Regions from separate parts of the Homo sapiens genome. Here all the other regions are linked to region 2. Evidence: read pairs that join two places in POLR2A ChIA-PET (ENCODE). Cell type or tissue: CD4-positive, alpha-beta T cell. All regions are shown on one strand. Links, peaks and the distances in the headings refer to the core of each region. The heading gives the core; the rest is flanking DNA.

Region 1 (7,688 bases), core at 1,596-6,595, 55 kb before region 2:
CACCATGCCTAATTATTTTTGTATTTTTAGTAGAAACGGGGTTTGGCCATGTTGGCCAGGCTGGTCTCAAACTCCTGACCTCAGATCCACCTGCCTCGGCCTCCCAAAGTGCTAGAATTACAGGTGTAAGCCACTGCACCTGGCCTCCTGTGGAATTTCTCAGCCAATTCCATGCCCTTGCTGCTGCTGCACTCCCCCTCCTCCTCCCCAGTCCAGGCCCTCATCCGTGTAAGAATCTGGCAGAGCCAGGTCGGGAGAGCCTAGGGATGAAATATGACCAGCCCCCACAGGCCACTCACTCCGCAGGGCCACCCTCACCCTCACACACCTGGTGAGAACCCTTGAAGTCGAGTGCTCCAATTACCAATTTTTATGCCATAAACCACCCCCAAACTTAATGGCCTCAGAGAGCAATACTTACCTTTCTCACAATGTGCACTGGGCAGGTCTCTGTGGGGACAGCTCATCCCTACTCTATTTGGCACCAGCTGAGTGGCCTGAAGGCTGAGGCTGGAATCATCTGAAGACTGGCTCCTTTACATGTTATAGTTGATGCTGGCTGTCACTTGGGACCCTAGCTAGGACTTTAACCAGGGCACCTGCGTGTGTGTTGGGCTCGATAGCGGCTGGGTTCCAAAGGTGAGTAGAGGGAGGAGAGGGAAAAGGGTGGGGATAGAGAGAAAGAGAAAGAAATAGAGCGACAGAGGAAAGAGAGCTTTACCCCTTTTATATTTTCAACCTAGCCTTGGAAGTCATAGTGTGACACTCCTGATGCATTCTACTTGTGAGGATTCAGTCACTAAGGCCAGCCAATATTCAAGAGGAGGGGAATTAGACTTACTATTTTCAATAGGAGGAATGTTAAAAATTTTGCAAACATGTTTTAAAACCACCACGTAGGCCAGGCGCGGTGGCTCACGCCTGTAATCCCAGCACTTTGGGGGGCTGAGTTGGGTGGATCACCTGAGGTCAGGAGTTCAAGACCAGCCTGGCTAACATGGTGAAACCCCATCTCTACTAAAAATATAAAAACTAATCGGGTGTGGTGGTAGGCGCCTGTAATCCCAGCTACTCGGGAGGCTGAGGCAGGAGAATTGCTTGAACCCGGGAGACGGAGGTTTCAGTGAGCCGACACGGAGCCACTGCACTCCAGCCTCAGCAACAGAGTGAGACTCCATCTCAAAAACAAACAAACAAACAAAAACCCGCCATATAGACTCAGGAACCAAGAGTGCCAAGGACACAACTCCAAGGAGCATAACTATTTTGGTTTTTTTTTTGAGACAGGGTCTTTCTCTGTTGCCCAGGCTGGAGTACGCTGGTGCGATCATAGCTCCCTGCAGCCTCAAACTCCTAGGCTCAAGTGATCCTCCCACCTCAGCCTCCAAAGTAGCTGGGAATATAGGTGTGTGCCACCACATCTGGCTAATTTAAAACAATATTTTGGCTGGGCGCAGTGGCTCACTCTTGTAATCTCACACTTTGGGAGGCCAAGGCAGGTGGATCATGAGGTCAAGACATCAGGACCATCCTGGACAACATGGTGAAACCCCGTCTCTACTAAAAATACAAAAATTAGCTGGGCGTCGTGGGGGGGCCTATAATCCCAGCTATTTGGGAGGCTGAGGCAGGAGAATCACTTGAACCCAGGAGGCAGAGGTTGCAGTGAGCTGAGATCGCACCACTGTACTCCAGCCTGGGGACAGAGGGAGACTCCATCTCAAAAAAAAAGGCCAGGTGAGGTGGCTCACGCCTGTAATCCCAGCATTTTGGGAGGCCAAGGCAGGGGGATCATGAGGTCAGGAGTTCGAGACCAGCCTGGCCAACATGGTGAAACCCGGTCTCTACTAAAAATACAAAAATTAGCTGGGCGTGGTGGCTCACACCTGTAATCCCAGCTACTCAGGAGACTGAGGCAGGAGAATTGCTTAAACCCGGGAGGCAGAGGTTGCAGTGAGCCGAGATCATGCCACTGCACTCCAGCCTGGGCAAGCAAGACTCCATCTCAGGAAAAAAAAAAATATGTATATATTGTAGAGATAGGGTCTTGCTATGTTGTCCAGGCTGGTCTTCAACTCCTGGGCTCAAGCAATCCTCCCATTTCAGCCTCCTGAGTAGGTGGGACTACAGGTACATGCCACCATGCCCAGCTAATATTCTTTCTCTGCCTTTCTTTCTTTCTTTCTTTCTTTCTTTCTTTCTTTTCTTCCTTCCTTCCTTCCTTCCTTCCTTCCTTCCTTCCTTCCTTCCTTCCTTCCTTCCTCTCTCACTCTCTTTCTCCTTTTGGGGTCTCATGTTGTCACCCAGGCTGGAGTACAATGGCATGATTATAGCTCACTGTAGCCTCAAACTCCTGGGCTGAAGGGATCCTCCTAGTTCAGCCTCCTGAGTAGCTGGGACCATAGGTGCACACCACCACACTCAGGTAATTTAAAAAAAAAATTTTTTTTTTTAAAGATGGGGTCTCACTATGTTGCCCAGGCTGGTCTCAAACTCCTGGCCTCAAGTGATCCTCCCACCACAGCCGCCCAAAGTGCTGGGATTACAGGCGTGAGCCACTGTGCCTGGCATTGTTGTTGATCTTTGTTCCTTTACCTCCCTGAATACACACATTGTTTGCTATAGCATATGTATTCCCATTGCACTATTCCCAAATAAACATCATTTTCTTTTAAAGACCCTCTGTTATTAGGTAGATATACATGGTATATCTATATATAGAAATGGTACCTGAAAAAATCACTATTAGAAGGAATTGATGATTTTTTTTTTTTTTTTTGAGATGGAGTCTCGCTCTGTCACCCAGGCTGGAGTGCAGTGGTACGATCTCAGCTCTCTGCCACCTCCGTCTCCCAGGATCAAGCAATTCTCCTACCTCAGCCTCCTGAGTAGCTGGCATTACAGGCGCCCGCCACCATGTCCAGCTAATTTTTGCGTTTTTAGTAGAGACAGGGTTTCACCACATTGGCCAGGCTGGTCTCAAACTCCTAACCTCAGGTGATCTGCCTGCCTCAGCCTCCCAAGAATCGATGATTCTTAGAACTGGCATGCAGCACTCACTGAAGGCTGTGAGCTCTCTGCTTCCACAACAGGCCTGTTCTGCCCTGCTGAGTCTTCTCTCAGGCTGAGCCTCCCTCTTTTTTTTTTTTTTTAACGGAGTTTTACTGTTTTTGCCCAGGCTGGAGTGCAATGATGCAATCTCGGCTCACTGCAACCTTTGGTCTGCATGGCCAGTTTGGATTAAAATTTTTGTGAACACTCTTATCTTGGTTTCTTTGGATTTGGTTTGACTCTTTTCTCTTGCTTATTTCTAAAAATCTCCCAAGAGCAAAAATAAACATTCCAACCAGTGGGTGGAGGATGGCTAACATAAGCCACTAGGGTGGTTCCTGCTGTCTAAAACACCAGACTAAACTCCTAATATCCCATAAATTACAGCATGTATAGGGTGGTCTTTGCTCTCAAGTGATGAATAAGAAATGGAATGGGGATGGTGTGGTGGCTCACACTTGTGATCCCAGCCCTTTGGGAGGCCGAGGCAGGTGGATCATATGAGGCCAGGAGCTCGAGACCAGCCTGGCCAACATGGTGAAACCCCATCTCTACTAAAAAATACCAAAACAAAAAAAATAATTTAGCTGGGCATGGTGGCAGGCACCTGTAATCCCAACTACTCGTGATGCTGAGGTAGAAGAATCACTTGAATCCTGGAGGCAGAGGTTGCAGTGGGCCGAGATCGCACCACTGCACTCCAGCCTGGGCGACAGAGCAAGACACTGTCTCAAAAAAAAAAAACAAGATAAAGAAATGGAATGGGATTCTCAAACATGAAGGCGTACCAGGATTTCTGGTTTTTGTTGTTGTTGTTGTTGTTTTGGTTTTTTTTTTGAGACAGAGTTTCACTCTTGTTGCCCAGGCTGGAGTGTAATAGTGCCACCTTGGCTCACCGCAACCTCCGCCTCCCAGGTTCAAGTGATTCTCCTGCCTCAGCCTTCAGAGTAGCTGGGATAACAGGCATGCACCACCACACCCGGCTAATTTTGTATTTTTAGTAAAGACAGGGCTTCGCCACGTTGTCCAGGCTACTCTCGAACTCCTGACCTCAGGTGATCCACCCGCCTCGGATTCCCAAAGTGCTGGGATTACAGGCTTAAGCCACCACACCTGGCCAATGCAAGGATTTCTAGGACTCCACCAGCTACATATTATGGCTCATTCTTGTGCACATTTTAAAACTGATGAGCAAAATTACATCAAGGAAAATTCAGAGCTCAAATGGTCATTATTCATAAAACCTACAACTATAGAGTTAGCATGGAGAGACTTCTAAGTTCTCTTTCTCTCCTTTTTTTTTTTCTGCCTGCTTTGAATCTGCTAACTTTTCCCCTGGTGTTGAGATAACACTTACTGCTTATGGCATTCAAGTCAAGATTAAACAAAAGTCTTAAAGGGCTTTCAAATTACAACTCCATGGTAACCAACAACCTAGACAACTTTTTTTTTAAAGACAGTATCTTGCTATGTTGCACAGGCTGGAGTACAGTGGCATGATTGTAGCTCACTGTGACCTCAAACTCCTGGGCTACAGCAATCCTGCTGCCTCAGACTCTGGAGTAGCTAGTACTAACAGGTGCACAATATTCAGACCAGTTAGTCCTTTTCTTTTTTTTTTCTTTTTTTTTTTTTTTTTGAAAGAGAGTCTCGCTCTGCCACCAGGCTGTAGTGCAGTGGTGTGATCTCGGCTCACTGCAACCTCCGCCTCCCTGGTTCAAGCGATTCTCATATCTCAGCTTCTCGAGTAGCTGGGATTACAGGCACCTGCCACCACACCCAGATAATTTTTGTAGTTTTAGTAGAGATGGGGTTTCACCATGTTGGCCAGGATGGTCTCGATCTCCTGACCTCATGATCTGCCCACCTTGACCTCCCAAAGTGCTGGGATTACGGGCGTGACAGCTAGCCATGTTTTAAAAACATAAAATTAGGTTTGCCTAACAATTGCTTAGAGTGATGAAACACTTAATTGAAAAAGTAATAATCTAAAGAAAAAGGCTAGGTGTGGTGGCTCACGCCTGTAATGCCAGCACTTTGTGAGGCCAAGGCAGGCGGATCACTTGAGGTCAGGAGTTGGAGACCAGCCTGCCCAACATGGCGAAACCCCGTCACTACTAAAAATACAAAAATTAGCCAGGTGTGGTGGTGCATGTCTATAGTCCCAGCTACTCAGGAGGCAGAGATGAGAGAATTGCTTGAACCCAGGAGGTGGAGGTTGCAGTGAGCCAAGATCACGCCAACGCACCCTGGCCTGGGTGACAGAGCAAGACTCCATCTCAAAAAAAAAAAAAAAAAAAAAAAAAAAAAAAAGAAGAAAGAAAGCGAGAAAGGAAGAAAGAAAAATAACTAGACAAATGTTTATAAGGCCAGGCGCGGTGCCTCACGCCTGTAATCCCAGCACTTTGGGAGGCTGAGGCGGGCGGATCACGAGGTCAAGAGTTCGAGACCGGGGCCGGGCACGGTGGCTCACACCTGTAATCCCAGCACTTTGGGAGGCCGAGATGGGTGGATCACGAGGTCAGGAGATCGAGACCATCCTGGCTAACACGGTGAAACCCCGTCTCTACTAAAAATACAAAAATTAGCCGGGCATGGTGGTGCGCGCCTGTAGTCCCAGCTACGCGGGAGGCTGAGGCAGGAGAATGGCGTGAACCCGGGAGGCGGAGCTTGCAGTGAGTCGAGATCGCACCACTGCACTCCAGCCTGGGCGACAGAGCGAAACTCCGTCTCAAAAAAAAAAAAAAAAAAAAAAAAAAAAAAAAAAAAACAGTTCGAGACCAGCCTGGCCAATATGGTGAAACCCCGTCTCTACTAAAAATATAAAAAATTAGCCAGGCGCAGTGGCACGTGCCTGTTGTCCCAATTACTCAGGAGGCTGAAGCAGGAGAATCTCTTGAACCTGGGAAGTGGAGCTTGCAGCGAGCCAAGATCACGCCACTGCACTCCACCCTGTGCAACAGAGCAAGACTCCGTCTCAAATAAAATAAAATAAAATAAAACACCAAAAAAAAGGTCTATAAAAGTTAGACTCTCTTAGATCAAAGAAGTTGAAACCTTGAGCTCAGAGCAATAATGTAAGGTATCTCTGTCCAGCATAAAAATGTTGCTTTTTCTGTCACACAGAGGCCAAAAGGCAAAAACAAAAACAAAATAAAAAAAACACCTGCTAAAGTTCTTTCCTGCCCACATTTGCAAATCAAACCAGATCAGCAAACAAAACATAGACGTGTTACTAGTTCCAGGGCACTTAGATATTTTGTATTTCTTATACAATTTAGCCAATCCTGGCTAAAATGTAAACAATTGAAAATTTAACCCTAAACTCATTTGAAACTGATAAAAAACAGTTTTTTGAGACAGTCTCACTCTCATGCCCAGGCTGGAGTGCACTGGCACAAACACAGCTCAACCTCCTGAGCTCAAGCAGTTTTCCTGCCTCGACCTCCCCAGTTGAATCCTGAGCTGGGACTACAGGCATGCACCACTATGCCCAGGTAATTTTCTCATTTTTTGTACAGATGAGGTCTCACTTTGTTGCCCAGTCTGGTCTTGAGCTCATGGGTTTAAGCAATCCTCCCACACCGGCCTCCCAAAGTGCTGGGGTTACAGGCACCAGCCACCTCAATCAGCCGAAACTGAAAAAAAAATTTTTTTTCTTTCTTTTTTTTTTTTTTGAGGTAGAGTCTCGCTCTGTCGGCCAGGCTGAAGTGCAGTGGCATGATCTCAGCTCACAGCAACCTCCGTCTCCCAGGCTCAAGCAATTCTGCCTCAGCCTCCCGAGTAGCTGGGATTACAGGCACACGTGGGCCACCACACTTGGCTACTTTTTTGTATTTTTTTTAGTAGAGATGGAGTTTCACTATGAGCCAGGATGATCTCGATCTCCTGACCTCGTGATCCGCCCACCTTGGCCTCCCAAAGTGCTGGGATTACAGGCATGAGCCACCGTGCCCTGCCGTAAATCTTTAATCTTTAATAAATAAGCTGGTTTTAAAACTATTGGTAAAATAGGCTAGGCTTGGTGGCTCACACCTGTAATCCCAGCACTTTGGAAGGGTGAGGTGGGTGGATCACCTGAGGTCAGGAGTTTGAGATCAGCCTGGCCAACATGAGGAAACCTTGTCTCTACTAAAAATACAAAAAAGGTAGCTGGGTGTGGAGGCAAGTGCCTGTAATCCCAGCTACTTGGGAGGCTGAGGCAGGAGAATTGTTTGAACCCAGGACGCAGAGGTTGCAGTGAGCTGAGATCATGCCACTGCACTCCAGCTGGCGTGACCAAGGAAAACTCTCTTTAAAAAAAAAAAAAAAAAAAAAAAAAAGACAAAGAAAAAAAGTATTGGTAAAATAAAAATAGAAATGTCTTCAGAATTATCAGCATACATTTTTGCTTGGGTTTACTGGCCAGACAGTTTTATATTTATCTCTACTAGATGTTTTAAGGTGTCAGGGTCTGACACAAGGGTTATAAGACTACAAATCCAGTTTTAAACAAAATGATCTGTGTTTGTATAATTTTTTGTTGTTGTTAGAGACAGGGTCTTGCTCTGCTGTCCAGGTAGCATGATATAACTCACTGTAACCTCGAACTCCTGGGCTCAAGTGATCCTCTGCCTCAGCCTCTTGAGTAGCTAGGA
Region 2 (7,688 bases), core at 1,763-6,762:
CTCAAAAAAAAAAAAAAAAAAAAGGATGTTCTTTTTTTTTTTTTTTTTTTTTTTTTTTAAGAAGGGGTTTTGGCCAGGAGTGGTGGCTCATGCCTGTAATCCCAACACTTTGGGAGGCTGAGGCAGGCAGATCATGAGGTCAGCAGTTCGAGACCAGCCTGGCCAATGTGGTGAAACCCCGTCTCTACTGAAAATACAAAAAATTAGCTGGGCGTGGTGGTGGGCGCCTATAGTCCCAGCTACTCAGGAGGCTGAGGCAGGAGAATCGCTTGAACCTGGGAGGTGGAGGTTGCAGTGAGCCTAGACTGCGCCATTGCACTCCAGCCTGGGCGACAGAGCGAGACTCCATCTAAAAAAAAAAAAAGAAGGGGTCTTACTCTGTTTCCCAGGTTGGAGTGCAGTGGTGCAATCACAGCTCGCTGCTGCCTCGAGCTTCTGGCCTCAAGCAATCCTCTTACCTCAGCGTCCCAAGTAGCTGGAACCACAGGTGTGTGCCATCTTGCCCAGCTCATTTTTAAATTTTTTGGTAGAGAGCGAGTCTCACTATGTTGCCCAGGCTGGTCTCAAAAATTCCTGGCCTTGAGTGATCCCCCCCACCTCAGCCTCTCAAAGGGCTGGGATTACAAGTGTCAACCACTGTGCCCAGCCTGAACCCTTTAAAGCAGTGAAGTATATGCGATGTAAATTATATCTGAATTTTAAAAACGATGCTTCAGGCCAGGCGCAGTGGCTCACGCCTGTAATCCCAGCACTTTGTGGAGTTTTTTGCTTTTTTTTTTTTTGAGATGGAGTCTCACTCTGTCGTCCAGGCTGGAGTACAGTGGCACCATCTCGGCTCACTGCAACCTCCGCCTTCCAGGTTCAAGCGATTCTCCTGCATCAGCCTCCCAAGTACCTGGGATTACAGGCATGCACCACCACGCCTGGCTAATTTTTTGTATTTTTAGTAGAGAAGGGGTTTCACCGTGTTAGCCAGGATGGTCTGGATCTCCTGACCTTGTGATTTCCACCCGCCTCAGCCTCCCAAAGTGCTGGGATTACAGGCGTGAGCCATCATCCCCGGCCAGTCCCAGCACTTTGGAAGGCCAAGGTGGGTGGATCATTTGAGATCAGGAGTTTGAAACTAGCCTGGCCGACATGATGAAACCCCACCTCTACTAAAAATACAAAAATTAGTTGGGCATGGTGGCGGGTGCCTGTAATCCCAGCTACTCGGGAGGCTGAAGGGGGAGAACTGCCTGAACCCAGGAGGCGGAGGTTGCAGTGAGCCAAGATCACACCTCTGCCCTCCAGCCTGGGTGACACAGTGAGACTCTGTCTCAATAAATAAATAAATACAAGTAAAAAAATAAAAATAAAAACAATGCTTCAAGAAAAGGGGATTAAATATATCATTTAAAGTTATGATGATAACTAGTAGGAAGACTACCAATAAAAACAGCACAAAAAAAAAGAAGAAAAAAAGAATGAGTGAGATACATTCTTTGTTCTTCACATCAGGGAGTCAATAGTGCTTAAAACCACAAATGATCATCTTTTCCACTCAAGTGTAGATGCCAGGAGGACTAAAAACACAGAGCTCCTTAAACGTGGTTACCTCATGGGAATGAGAGTGAATGGATATTTTTTACTTTTTCATTTTGTACTCTGATAACTAAATTAATTAACGAAAAGCAAGAGGAGGTGGATAAGTTAACTATGCTAGAAAATTTATGAATGGACTTTATTGTTCTATTTTTATTTTTATTTATTTATTTTTTTGAGACCGAGTTTCACTCTTGGTGCCCAAGCTGGAGTGCAATGGCGCGATCTCGACTCACTGCGACCTCTGCCTCCTGGGTTCAAGCGATTCTCCTGCCTCAGCCTCTCGAGTAGCCGGGATTACAGGTGTGCGCCACTACGCCTAGCTAATTGTTTGTATTTTTAGTAGAAACGGGGTTTCACCATTTTCACCAGGCTGGTCTCAAATTCCTGACCTCAGGTGATCTGCCCTCCTCGGCCTCCCAAAGTGCTGGGATTACAGGTGTGAGCCACTGCGCCTGGCCCTATTTTGATTATTATACGCAGAGGGTCACTGAATTGTTGACTCAGGTCATGTAAGCAGCTCTTCTGCATCTTCTGTGCTTTCCCCAATGAATGTTTCATTCACTGGAATTAATTAGGTTGGAATGGAAAGTGCAGGACTTGGTTTAGTCCTCAAAATCTTACATCCTTTGGGGAAGTTACTATACCAATAATCTAAAAATGTATTCACTATAATCCTCCACCTAAAAGGCTGCCAAACCGCAGCAAATTCCCTTTCTGGTTCACAGCTTATTAAGAAAACTAAGCAGATCATGCAGAAAATAAAAATTAAATATTTTTTGTTTCTTAGATTATAGTTAAGGGGCTTTTTTGAGATGAAGTTTTGCTCTTGTTGCCCAGGCTGGAGTGCAATGGTGTGATCTTGGCTCACAGCAACCTCCACCTCCAGGGTTCAAGCGATTCTCCTCTCTCAGCCTCCTGAGTAGCTGGGATTACAGGCATGCGCCACCACACCCAGCTAATTTTGTATTTTTAGTAGAGATGGGGTTTCTCCATGTTGGTCAGGCTGGTCTTGAACTCCTGACCTCAGGTGATCCACCCTCCTTGGCTTCCCGAAGTGTTGGGATTACAGGCATGAGCCACTGCGCCTGGCCTCAGTTAAGGGACTTTTTACATATTTATTTATTTATTTATTTATTATTATTTTGAGACGAAGTCTCGCTGTTGTTCTCCAGGCTGGAGTGCAATGGCACGACCTTGGCTCACTGCAACCTCCGCCTCCCGGGTTCAAGCGATTCTCCTGTCTTGGCCTCCCAAGTAGCTGGGATTACAGGCGCCTGCCATCATGCCTGGCTAATTTTTGTATTTTTAGTAGAGACGGGGTTTCACCATTATGGCCAGGCTGGTCTTGAAGTCCTGACTTCAGGTGATCTGCCTGCCTCGGCCTCCCAAAGTGCTGGGATGACAGGTGTGAGCCACCACACTCGGCCTTTATTTATTATTTTCGAGACAGGGTATCTCTCTGTCGCCCAGGCTGGAGTGCAGTGGTGCAGTCACGGCTGGTTGCAGCCTCAAACTCCTGGGCTCCAGCAATTCTCCTGCCTCAGCCTCCTGGGTAGCTGGAACTACAGGTGCAAATTATCATGCCTGGCTAATTTTTAAATTTTTTGTCAAGATGGGGTCTCTCTATATTGCCCAGGCTGGTCTCAAACTCCTGGCCTCAAGTGATCTCCCTTCTGGGCTTCAAAAAGTGCTGGGATTATAAGTATGAGCCACCACCTCCGGCCTTCCCTCCTTCCTTCCTTCCTTTCTGCCTTCCTTCCTTCCTTTCTCAAAAAAAAAAAAAAAGAAGTCAGTGTTGTCTGACTGGTATTGTCTGATTACCTGCATATATTGATATATTATTCCAATAAAGATGCTTGCTTTTTCCTTTGGTTAAAAAGTATCCGGCCAGGCGCGATGGCTCACGCTTGTAACCCCAGTACTTTGGGAGGCTGTGGTGGGCGGATCACCTGAGATCAGGAGTACGAGACCAGCCTGGCCAACATGGTAAAACCCCATCTCTACTAGAAATACAAAAATTAGCTGAGTGTAGTGGCACGCACCTGTAATCCCAGCTACTTGGGAGGCCAAGGGAGAAGAATTGTTTGAACCCGGGAGGCAGAGGTTGCAGTGAGCCAAGATCACACCATTGCACTCCAGCCAGGGCGACAAGAGAGACTCTGTCTCAAAAAAAAAAAAAAAAAGCATCCAAAACCCTGGCACGGTGGCTCACCGCTGTAATCCCAGTTACTTGGAAGGCCAAGGCAAGAGAATCACTTAAGGACAGGAGTTCAGGACCAGCCTGTGCAACATAGCAAGACTCCTGCTTAAAAAAAAAAAAAAGTGTCCGAATATCTAGAATAATGCAACTTGTGGGATAGCTCCTTCTTGTTGCTAAGGCTCCTGAATCTTTTAGCTGAAGAACTAGGAGAGAGGAAAGAGGTTATCCAAGGACCCACTGAACTAGAGGTATGTATTATGATTTTTTTGCCCTTGATAATTTTCTGGGGGTGCTATACTAGAGTCCCATGATCTGAAGCGCAAGGCGTACCTGAAATAAATAAAGCCTGCGTTATCTGGCCTAAATCTGATGTGCACAGTGACGGATGGAGATGTTATTCACAGCCACACAGGCAGATTTTCTTCAGTACTTCGGTCTTAGAATGCTGAGCTACTTAGGGCCTCCGGAAGCAGGTCTTAAATGTTGCTGAGTAATTGGCAAAACAATCAATTACTCAGGAAGTCATTGGAACAAAGTATAGAGGCGGTGAACATTTACATAATTTTACCCACCTGGTTGTCTTGAAGGGCTAGCCATAAATTAATGTATGTGTCCGCAGCATAATGCCACAGCGGGATTTTTTTAAAGATCCGACGTTGAATTGTTTGCAGATAGTTGGTTTGCTAAGAATGTCTCGCCGTTGTGTTTTTTGTTTGTTTGCTCTGGGTTTTTTTTGGGACAGAGTCTCACTCTGTCGCCCAGGCTGGAGTGCAGTGGCATGATCTCGGCTCACTGCAACCTCTGCCTTTGAGGTTCAAGTGATTCTTGTGCCTCAGCTTCCTGCGTAGCTGGGTTACAGGCACCCGCCACTACGCCTGGCTAATTTTTGTGGGTTTTTTGTTTTTGTTTTTTGAGACAGAGTTTCGATCTTGTTCCCCGGGGTGGAGTGCAGTGGTGTGATCTCGGCTCATGGAAACCTCCGCCTCCCGGGTTCAGCGATTCTCCTGCCTCAGCCTCCCAAGTAGCAGTAGCTGGTACTACAGGCACATGCCACCACGCCCAGCTAAGTTTGTATTTTTAGTAGAGAAGGGATTTCCCCATGTTGGTCAGGCTAGCTTTGAACTCCTGACCTCAGGTGATCCACCTGCCTTGGCCTCCCAGAGTGCTGGGATTACAGGCGTGAGCCACCGTGCCTGGCCTTGCTGTTTTTAAATGCTTTTACCTTTCACGGCCTCAGCACACTAAAACTCATATCCACTGAGGTGACTCACTGTCAATCTGGTTTGACCTCTTGCCATCTTTGACCTCTAGATTGAGTGCCCCAGTTCTGGGCTTCTGTAGCATCGGATGGTGGGTGGGCGGAGGGGTGGGAAGAGTGATGAGTGGATGGAAGCACAAGGGGGTGGATAGGATGGGTCGGGGGTGGACAGGATGGGTCGGGGGTGGACAGGATAGATGGGGGTGGACAGGATGGGTGGGGGTGGACAGGATGGATGGGTGTATTACCGAAACGCCAGGGATTCAGTCTAGGTCCCATTGCTTACTGCACAGAAAGCTGATCTGGGATCCCGGGACAATGAGTATCGCCAGGAAAGAAGGCTTTATTCAGATGACATCTGCCAAGGAGACAGGAGATAAGTCTCAAATCCATCTCTCCAACAAACTCCAATTGGGGGTTTATATAGTGGGGAGCAAATGTAGCTGTGGGTGGGAAAACAGGAATTAGAGGGGGGTAAAGAAAAGGAGTTTCAGTTCCTTGATGCTATCTGGGAGGCCTGAGGGTCAGTTTCCTGGGGAAGGAACTCAGATAAGGCAAATTTAAGTTTCAAGCTTTAAGACCAGGAATGTCAATTTCTGTGTTTATCCAAAAAAAAAAAAAAAAAAAAAAAAATCTATGGGACAATTTGGCCAGTTTCCGGTGGGCAGGACAGCAGGTGGAAGGGGCGAGGGGCGCGGGTGGGTGGGTGAGGAGGAGGACAGGCATCAGGTGAGCGGATGGATGGGGTTGGTGGGTAACCCAGACAGTATTTGGGAGGGGATGGGTGGCTGGGAGTGAATGTGAGTAGCTGGTGAATCTGGAGTACACGGGGCTTTGAAAAGTCACAGGGGTACCCTGGGCAGTTGGATGGGGGTCTGATGAGGGGATGAGGCTGGAAAAGTGGGTGGAGAAAAAACTGCTGCCAATGCCTCCTCGCGTTGATTCTTGAGCAGATGCTATGCTGCGTATTCATAGCCTCCTTGGCTATTGCCTTCGGAATCCGGAAAGGGAGCTGGAATTAGAGACGAACGGAGGGCCGCGTGGTTGCAGTGCCCTCTGGTGGCCATCAGGGGTGGCCATCAGGACAATTGGTGTCTACATATTTTCCTTAAGTATTTTTTCATTGTCTATTCTTCCCCGCCCCCACCCCAACCCCAACATACAGACTCCCTGAGGACAGAGATTTTTATCTGTTTACTCGTTGTATGTTCATTGTCTAGAATAGTGCCTGGCACACAGTAGATGCTCAGTTAAATATTGAATGAGTGAATGACACAATTCAAACTGCTCCACCACTTTATATATTTATTTATTTATTTATTTTTGTTTGAGACAGGGCCTCTGTCACCCAGGCTGGAGTGCAGTGGTGCAGTCACAGCTCACTGCAGCCTCAACTGCCCAGGCTTAAGCGATCCTCTCACCCCAGTCTCCTGAGTAGCTGGGACTACAGGTGTGCACCACCACAGCTGGATAATTTTTTAAAAATAGAAATTGAGTCTCACTATGTTGCCCAGGCTGGTCTTGAACTCCTGGGCTCAAGTGATCCTCCTGCCTCAGCCTCCCAAAGTGCTGAGATTACAGGTGTGAGCCACCATGACTGGCCTCCACCACTTTATTGATGAGTGACCCTAAGCAGCTCTCTTAACTTTATAAAGCCTCAGTCTCCTCTTCGGTAAGTGGAGAGGCTAACGCCCGCCCCCACGAGCATTAACTGAGGGAAGGGGACCTGCACACCCTGGATGAAGGTGCTCCCTGCTAGCTCCCGTCTCATGCAGTAGCCAGCATTGCTGGCACATCCCGTACTCACAACAGCATATCATTTTCATTAAACAAACTGCTATGATGGGCACATTTGCCATTGTCTGTGGGGCATCCTGGGGAAATGATCCCAGCTTGGTCCTAGGCTGGCCAGGCAAAGAGGAAGTGTAGCCAGATGGACAAGGGACTGGGAGGTGATGCATAAGAGTCCTTGCCTGCCACGCATGCCCCATTTCCCCACCCCCTCAGTCACACCCAACTCTTCCAACTGCCTTGAGCCATCGAACTCCCTCTGCCTTCTGAAGCTCTGAAGACACTGTATCACTTCTCTCCAAACCCCATGGCCATGACCCACACTCAAGTCCTCTTCCACAGCTCCTCCTGGCCTCCCTGCAGCTGCTCTAGCCCCCTCAAATGCATCCTTCTGCAACGGACTGGATTGAAGCTGCGAATAAGCTTATCTGATTTTCCAGCTTGATTTCCAGCTCACTCATGAGACAGAGTCCAAATCCTCCGATCTACCATTTTGTGGTCTGGACCCAGCCCATCTCCTAGCCACCTCCTGATCACAGCTTCAAATCTTACAGCAAACAATCCAAGCCACCTCTGCCCATGCATCTCCCCTGCCTGGAAATCCATTTCCCTGCAAGGAGGGCGTGTGTTGCCCTAGAGTGCCCAGGATCCATTTCCTGTTCCCCCAGTAATGGAGTGCCCGCCCCAGCTCTCAGAGCTGGAGGATACTGGAGGGCTAACCCATTTCTGGGTTTAGGGGGAGCTTAAGACTCAGGCAGGCAGGTTCCTTTCGCTTTTTTAATGGAACGCTGTGGCTGCAACGAGCATTTTCCAGTTGGCCACAGCGCACCCCCACTTTGTCTTATTCCAGTT
Region 3 (7,688 bases), core at 1,415-6,414, 120 kb before region 2:
CTTAAAATAGATCAGGGCCCTCAAAAGACAATAGCAAGGATTGTGTTGACCTTTGGAAGGCTCTGCCCAGCCCTCAGGCTTGGCCCCTGCTCCCCAGATCCACTCATCCACCCAACTTCCTTCAGTCTCTGCTTCTGAGACCTGCCCTAGTCGGCTCTCAGTGTAGAGGCCCAGTCTTGCCTGATCACACCTCCCTCAGGTGTCATGAGGCTCCTGCAAGAACCACAGCCAGCTTTCACCCCAAATCCCACCAGGGTCTCTCCCACCATGAGGGTAAATAAGCAGGAACTAAATAGCCTGTCCAAAGCAGAAACCAGGTTCATTGTCTAGTTAAAAGAGGGGCTCTTGCCTGAGAGAGGTGGCTCACACCTGTAATCCCAACACTTTGGGAGGCCGAAGGTGGGAGGATGGATTGAGGCCAGGAGTTCAAGACCAGCTTGGGCAACATAGCAAGGCCCCATCTCTTTAAAGAAAGAAAAAAAAAAAAAAGAGGGAGACCGGATCAGACTCTTGGCTCAAAAGTAAACTTCTGCTACAGCAAAACTTAATAAATAAACGAGTCATGAGTCACTACTTCCCAGAGATCTTCAGGGTCAACTGTGAGTAGCTGATATACTGAATCTCTTTTTTGTTTTTTTTGGAGACTGTAGCCCAGGCTGGAGTGAAGTGGCACAATCTCGGCTCACTGCAACGTCCACCTACCTCCCAGGTTCAAGCAATTCTCGTGCCTCAGCCTCCCGAGTAGCTGGAATTACAGGCACATGCCACCAAGCCTGGCTAATTTTTTGTATTTTAGTAGAGATGGGGTTTCACCCCAGGGTGGTCTCAAACTCCTGAGCTCAGGCAATCTGCCTGCCTCAGCCTCCCAAAGTGCTAGGATTACAGGCGTGAACCACCACACCTGGCCCCTAGTGAGTCTTAAATGGCAATTGACCAAGTGACCACACTGCCTACGGGGTCTGCAGTGAGTAGAGTGGTACCACCTGGAGGCTTGATAGCAACACAGCCTGGGGCCCCACCCCAGAGCCACTGAATCTACTGGCATTTTAACTCGACCCTCAATGACTTGCATGCACATTACAGTCTGAGCAGCTCTGGTCTAAAGCAGACTCTCGGCTCGGGCTGCACACTGGTCATCTGGAAATCTGTTTTTTTTTTTTTTTTTTTTTTTTTTTTTTGAGATGGAGTTTCGTGCTTGTTGCCCAGACTGGAGTGTAGCCATCTCGGCTCACTGCAACCTCTGCCTCCCGAGTTCAAGCAATTCTCCTGCTTCAGCCTCCCAAGTAGCTGGGATTACAGATGTCCGCCACCACACCCAGATAATTTTGTTTTTAGTGGACAGGGTTTCGCCATGTTGGTCAGGCTGGAAGTGATCCACCCACCTCGGCCTCCCAAAGGGCTAGGATAACAGGTGTGATCTGCCGCGCCAGGCCTTCTGGAGACCTTTTTTTAAAGCCACCCATCTCCGGTGATTCTATTTAATTGGTCTGGGTGAGGTTCACCCGTTGCTATTGTAAAAAGTTCTCCCTCATTTTTTTTTTTTTTTTCTGAGACGAGTCTCGCTCTGTCACCCAGGCTGGAGTGCAGTGGCACGATCTCGGATCACTGCAGCTCCGCCTCCCGGGTTCATGCCATTCTCCTGCCTCAGCTGGGATTACAGGCACCCACCACCACGCCTAGCTAATTTTTTTTGTATTTTTAGTAGAGATGGGGTTTCACTGTGTTAGCCAGGATGGTCTTGATCTCCTAACCTCGTGATCCGCCTGCCTTGGCCTCCCAAAGTGCTGGGATTACAGGCGTGAGCCACCGCGCCTGGCCTCTGACTCTTAATATATATCCAGGATTGAGAGCCAGTGGGAAAATGTCACTCCAGCAGGTTTTATCACTGCCAGCATGCTCCTGGGCCACTTACTAGCCTCTGAGCCTTCCTCTCCAGTGAAGTGAGAATAAAAGTGACTGTTGACTAGGCTTGGTGGCTCCCACCTGTAATCCCAGCACTTTGGGAGACCAAGATGGGAGGATCACTTGAGGCCAGGAGTTCAAGACCAGCCTGGGCAACATAGGGAGACCCTGTCTCTATAAAAACCATAAAAAATATTAGCTAGGTGTGGTGGTGCACACCTGTGGTCCCTGCTACTTTGGAGGCTGAGGTGGGAGGATCGCCTGTGCCTGGGAGGTCAAGGCTGCAGTGAGCCGTAAATGGAGCACACGAGTGCGCTCTAGCCTGGGCAAGAGTGAGGCCATCTCAAAAAAAAAAAAAAAAAAAAGAAAAGAAAAGAAAAGGAAAAAAAAATGACTGCTCTTCAAGTCAAAGGTATTAGAGACTGGAGGGTCTCTGGTGCACAGTAGGAACTGGGAGGAGGATAAAGATCAGTTTCAGGCCGGGCGCAGTGGCTGTAATCCCAGCACTTTGGGAGGCCAAGGCAGGCGGATTGCCTGAGCTCAGGAGTTCGAGACCAGCCTGGCCAACATGGTGAAACTTCGTCTCTACTAAAAATACAAAAATTAGCCGTACATGGTGGCAGGCAACTGTAGTCTCAGCTACTCGGGAGGCTGAGGCAGGAGAATTGCTTGAACCAGGGATGCAGAGGTTGCAGTGAGTCGAGATTGCGCCATTGTACTCTGGCCTGGGGGACAGAGCGAGACTCTGTCTCAAAAACAAAAACACAGCTCCGATTGCAGGCTGTGAAGGGCAGGGAATTGCACTCATTCTCCTCCAGCCCCTTCCCTTACCCAGGTCCAGGCAGCCTCCTTTGTCCCCAACCCCAGGGCTCTTGCTCCAGGCAGTCCTGAGGTTGGACGTAAGGTCGGTGATGCGGCCCTGCCCCCAGACCTTCCCACAGCTTCAGGTTCAGGAAAAGGCACATGAAGTTTGGTATAAACAAGGACACAACTTCACAGAGTTTCTCACTGATTTAAGTTAAATATTCTAGTCTTTAGAGAATGGGTCACATGACTCAGGAATTGCCAACAGCCTGTTTTCACCCAGCGGCTTCCTGGTTTACCCCCTTTAGGAGATGATTAATGGAAATTGAGAATGTGTCTCATAAATTACTTTTTTTTTTTTTAAAGCAGCACAGTTTTAGGAACTTTTCGAGACAGAACAGCTCAGCCAGCCTAGACTTCCACTTGTCCTCCCTCCTCCCACTCCTGCCAATTAACACCAGTCACCAGAGGCAAGAACCGCCTAGATCAGAAGCGACCCCAGGAACCAGGCTTCAGCACCCCTGATCTTCATCAATATTTTCTCAACTTGCCTAATCATAGGACTGAGCTATAATTCTTTAAAAAAAAAAAAAAAACAAAACCCCAACCACACACACACAAACAGAGACAGGGTCTCGCTATGTTGCTCAGGCTGGTCTGGAACTCCTGGCCTCAAGCCATCCTCCCATTCGGGCCTCCCAAAGTACTGGGATTACAGGCCTGAGCCACCGCATCCAGCCCTAGGCTGGAATTCTTAACCCCACTCCTGCTGCTTTTTGCAGGCCTCACTTCTGACTCACTGGGTCTAAGTTTCCGGGAGAGAGCCTCTGGACCCTGTGTTCTAGGCAAACGCCCCTAAGTAACAGCTCCCACTTCAGATGAGCTTAATCTGTGCCAGGTAGTGTTAAGTGCCCTCAATTAACTCATGTTATCCTCACAAGAACCTGCAAGTTAAGAAATTTGCCCAAGAGCACACAGTTATCAAAGGACGGAGCCGGAAGTCCAACCTGGCTATAACTGTAGAGACCACAAACTAGGAGGCAGTGGCTTCTCAGGCAGAAACACAAAGATTCTAAGCCGAGAACAAGAACTAGAGGACCTGGGTGGGGCTGTGTACTGCCCAGATGGTGCTAATGGCAGTTCAAAGGTGAGTGTTTCCTGTAAGTTGGGCCAGCGCCCAGCCTCTGCTCCCCCAGAACCTGGGAGGGCAGCACCCAAGATAACCTGAGCACCCCGTTACCTTGGAGCCCTGAGGCTGTCTCTGGGCCACCCACTCAAGGTGGCCCCCCTACCTGCTCAAGGCTACATACAGAGGGCTGTCCTGCCCAAACAGCCACACCCGAGGGCCGACCCAGTGCTCTGTGTGCCAAGGGAGTTTCTGGCAGAGCCACCTGATACCCCACGTGACAGCTGGCCTCTCCCCCATCACCCAGGGGCTACCCAGGCAGAGAGCTGAGAACACAGGGGCCATCAGCCTCGCTATCACCTCCACCCCCAAGTGCTTGGCTCCCCAAGGGACAGCTCTAAAATCCCCAGAATCTCAGGCTGGTGGGTCCAGCTGAGCATCCTAGTTTTCACTTTCTCCTCCCAAAAAGGAAAGAACCTTGGTCACTAAATTCTACGCCTTCTGGAAATCACTCTGCTAATGACTTCCTGAATGATCGACTGAGACCAACAGCTGGCCCAGCCCTGCATGGAGGAGTAAGAAACCCTCATCTGTCAGAGTTAAGGGGCCTGAATGGGTACAGGTCACATTCTTGGAGCTCAAGGTGACAGGCCAGAGCCCAGGTCCCCAGGACAGTGCAGGTGAGTAGAGCAAGCACCGATCTAGGGCTAAGATGGGGTCTGAATGACCCTGTAAGGTTCCCCACCTGATTTCCCAGGTGGGACCCTGAAGTCAGAGAGAGGCCTGAGAGTTGCAGGGGGGTGGGGGACCGGTGTTGGTGTTAATCTGCCTTTACTTCAAAACCCAGAAGACTCCCAACTATTGGAAAGTGAAACCTCCAAAAGCAAAGCCACCACCCATCCTCCTTCCCCACTCTGATTCAGACATGTTTTCCCTGCCCCAGCAGAAGCAAGGCCCTTCAAAGCAAGACAGGACTAAAGAGAGCCTCAAGGGATACAAAGATCTGCCCCTGATTTGGGGTTTGGGGGGCTAGTACAATGTACTCACATCTAGAAGTGCAGGTAGCTGCAACAAACGCCTCAGATGGGGAACTCTCACCCTGCCTTGGGGATCACTTCCCGGCAGGGCAAGGCAGGCCAAGCCCAGGGGTGGGGCTTGGGAGTTAAAGGGCCCGTGTGCAGCTGGTTCTCATTTTATCCTCCGGGCTGCTTCTGCTGCAGCTGAAGGCACACTGCTCCCTGAGTGCTCATGGGTTTCTACCTTGGAGCCAGCTGGCTGCACTGGAGTGGGACTGGGAGGAGTTGGAGGGCCCGAGATGGGACAGGTGCTAACTGAGGGCACCTCTACCCATCTGGCTTTCATTTTCCAATCTGGGTGAGTACAATTCTGCCTCTCCCTTCAAGTGGGGCCTAACTGTTGAGCTACAGCTACAGCCCCTCCTTTTAAGAGATGATAGCTCTGCATCTTTTATTTCAGACTCAGAAAATTCAGTCCAGGTCTCTGAATAGGTGTTCAATAGAAAACACACACTCACACACTCTCTCTATATAGATGTTCAATAGAAAACACACACACTCTCTCTATAGGTGTTCAATAGAAAACACACACACACACTCTACAGGTGTTCAATAGAAAAAACACACACACACACTCACACTCTCTCTTCCTCTTTCCCGCAACGTGCTGTTTGGGAGCTTGAGGTTTCTCTCTTCTTCCCAAGTTTCTCAATGTCTGGGCTGGGGAAGGAGGGCCCAGGCTCCAGCAGGTACGGACACTGCACCCTAGAGGCAGGAGCAGTGGGAATCAGTATTTCCGCTGCCGAGGGAAGAGACTACTCCCGGAGGATCGGAGTGGGGGGCTGGCGGGGCTGGGGTCCTCCGAGTCCAGGCTGAAGAGGTCCCTCCCGGTACGAAGGATCTGCTCCTCCAGCTTCTTGTGTCTCTTCATGTCCGACAGCACCTTGTCCAGGCGGGCCTCCCGTTTCTGGCTCCGGGCTGAGCTTCCTGGAGAAGAGGAAGGTAAGATACATGGAAGGGATGGAGGTGGTGTACACCATACCTGCCTGGACCTCACTCATCACTTGGGGAGCTGGTTAAACATGCAGGTCCCCAGGCCTCTGTCTTGGAGGACCTGAGGTTCAGGGTTGGACCTCAGAGAGGGTGAGAAGCAAAGATCTTGATTGACAGGAAGGCACAGGTAATGTGAAGAACAGGGAGGAACATACTGGGCAGGGGAATGGCAAGGGTAGAGGCCCCAGGACAAGAACAGAGTTCTGTTCAAAGAAGAGTGCAGGCCGGGCATGGTGGTTCACGCTTGTAATGCCAGCACTTTGGGAGGCTGAGGTGGGCAACTCACGAGGTCAGGAGTTTGAGACCAGCCTGGCCAACACAAAAAATTAGCTGGGCGTGGTGGTGGGCGCCTGTAATCCCAGCTACTTGGGAGGCTGAGGCAGAAGAATCGCTTGAACCCGGGAGGTGGAGGTTGCAATGAGCCAAGATCGCACTACTGCACTCCAGCCTCGGTGACACAGCTACACTCCGTCTCCCCTACTCGCCAAAAACAAAAACAAAAAAAAGAGTGCAGAGAACTGGAGGTGGCGGGAAAAGCGCTTGGATTCTCCTTTGACATGCTCTTCCCTGGCAAGATGGAATCCCTTGGAAAATTTTAAGTGGAAAAGTGACACGATTTATGGCTGAGTGCAGCAGCTCACGCCTGTAATTCCAGCACTTTGGGAAGCTGAGGCAGGCACTTTGGGAAGCTTTAGGTCAGGAGTTCAAGACCAGCCTCGCCAACATGGCGAAACCCCCTCTCTACTAGAAAATACAAAAATTAGCTAGGCGTGGTGACGTGTCCTTGTAATCCCAGCTACTCAGGAGACTGAGGTAGGAGAATCGCTTCAACCCAGGAGGTGGAGATTGCAGTGAGCCAAGATCATGCCACTGCACTCCAGCCTGAGCAAGAGAAAGACTTCGTCTCAAAGAAAAAAAAAGTGATATGATTTATGTTTTAAAAGGTTCATCTGAATTGCAGAAGCTGGAAGCAGAGAGCCCAGTTAGGAGCTACTACAACTATCCAGGCAAGAAAGACAGTGGCTTGGATGGGGATGTGGTATTGAAAGTGGAGACTAGCAGAGGTACTTGGAAATGTACATCTTATAGCTACCAAGACTTGCTGCTGGTGTGAATGTTCAGGTAAAAGAGAGAGAAATCAAGAATGGCTCTAGGCTGGGTGCAGTGACTCATGCCTGTAATCTCAGCACTTTGAGAACCGAGGCGGATGGATCACTTGAGCTCAAGAGTTCGAGACCAACCAGTCTGGGCAACACAGCAAGACTCTGTCTCTCCACCCCTCAAAAAAAAGAAAAAAGGAAAGGCATGACTCTGAGGGTAAATTCTAGGAAGGCATGTGGGGTGGGAAATGGGGCCAGCGGTGTGATTAAAGAATGTACATGGTAGTAGAGGGATGCAGATCTAGATAATATTGAAAGGCCAGGACTTGGACTTCTGGGAATGGGAAACATGATAGAATTATCTGTAATTTTCCAGAATCAATGACTAGTTGTTTTTTTAAAAAAAGAATTATCTGTAATTGTGTTTTTTGAGACGGAGTCTCACTCTCTCGCCCAGGCTGGAGTGCAGTGGTGTGATCTCAGGTCACTGCAACCTCCACCTCCCAGGCTCAAGCGATTCTCCTGCCTCAGCCTCCTGAGTAGCTGGGACTACAGGTGCCCGCCACTATGCCCGGCTAATTTTTTGTATTATAATTGTCTCTTAAAGGAAGACAAGGGGCCAGGCGCATTGGCTCATGCCTGCAATCCTAGCACTTTGGGAGGCTGAGGTGGGCGGATCACAAGGTC

The links. Peaks named below come from ENCODE experiments on the same cell type or tissue, not always from the same donor. Only the 100,000 strongest peaks of a DNase experiment are listed, where the experiment ranks them.
Region 1: POLR2A ChIA-PET joins it to region 2 with 24 read pairs; 15 of 35 experiments call an interaction of 5 or more read pairs at or near these places.
Region 3: POLR2A ChIA-PET joins it to region 2 with 11 read pairs; 24 of 35 experiments call an interaction of 5 or more read pairs at or near these places.

What each region holds. Positions count from the first base shown.
Region 1 is chr16:29,753,683-29,761,370 of GRCh38, reverse strand. No RefSeq gene overlaps it. Among named protein-coding and RNA genes, the nearest start is that of C16orf54, 12 kb to the right of the region's middle. RefSeq lists enhancers at 6,225-6,284, 6,725-6,794 and a silencer at 6,975-7,024. In CD4-positive, alpha-beta T cell, for the core only: no CTCF peak of the experiment used is centred there; a DNase peak (open chromatin) is centred at 4,540; H3K4me3 peaks cover 214 bases.
Region 2 is chr16:29,699,074-29,706,761 of GRCh38, reverse strand. No RefSeq gene overlaps it. Among named protein-coding and RNA genes, the nearest start is that of QPRT, 24 kb to the right of the region's middle. RefSeq lists an enhancer at 4,344-4,443, a cis regulatory region at 5,762-6,364 and a silencer at 7,135-7,309. In CD4-positive, alpha-beta T cell, for the core only: CTCF peaks have their summits at 5,881 and 6,080 (motif pointing left); DNase peaks (open chromatin) are centred at 4,211, 4,761 and 6,081; H3K4me3 peaks cover 1,425 bases; H3K27ac peaks cover 3,037 bases.
Region 3 is chr16:29,817,702-29,825,389 of GRCh38, reverse strand. It overlaps PAGR1 (PAXIP1 associated glutamate rich protein 1), which reads right to left. Exons shown (of 3, transcript NM_024516.4): 3 at 2,901-5,835. The coding sequence ends at 5,636. MVP (major vault protein) reads right to left here and starts at 4,928. Exons shown (of 15, transcript NM_005115.5): 1 at 4,880-4,928. MVP-DT (MVP divergent transcript) reads left to right here and starts at 5,023. Exons shown (of 4, transcript NR_186424.1): 1 at 5,023-5,206; 2 at 5,789-5,850. RefSeq lists enhancers at 1-122, 183-262, 4,205-4,494, 3,957-4,523, 5,215-5,284. In CD4-positive, alpha-beta T cell, for the core only: no CTCF peak of the experiment used is centred there; DNase peaks (open chromatin) are centred at 4,079 and 4,969; H3K4me3 peaks cover 2,951 bases; H3K27ac peaks cover 4,261 bases.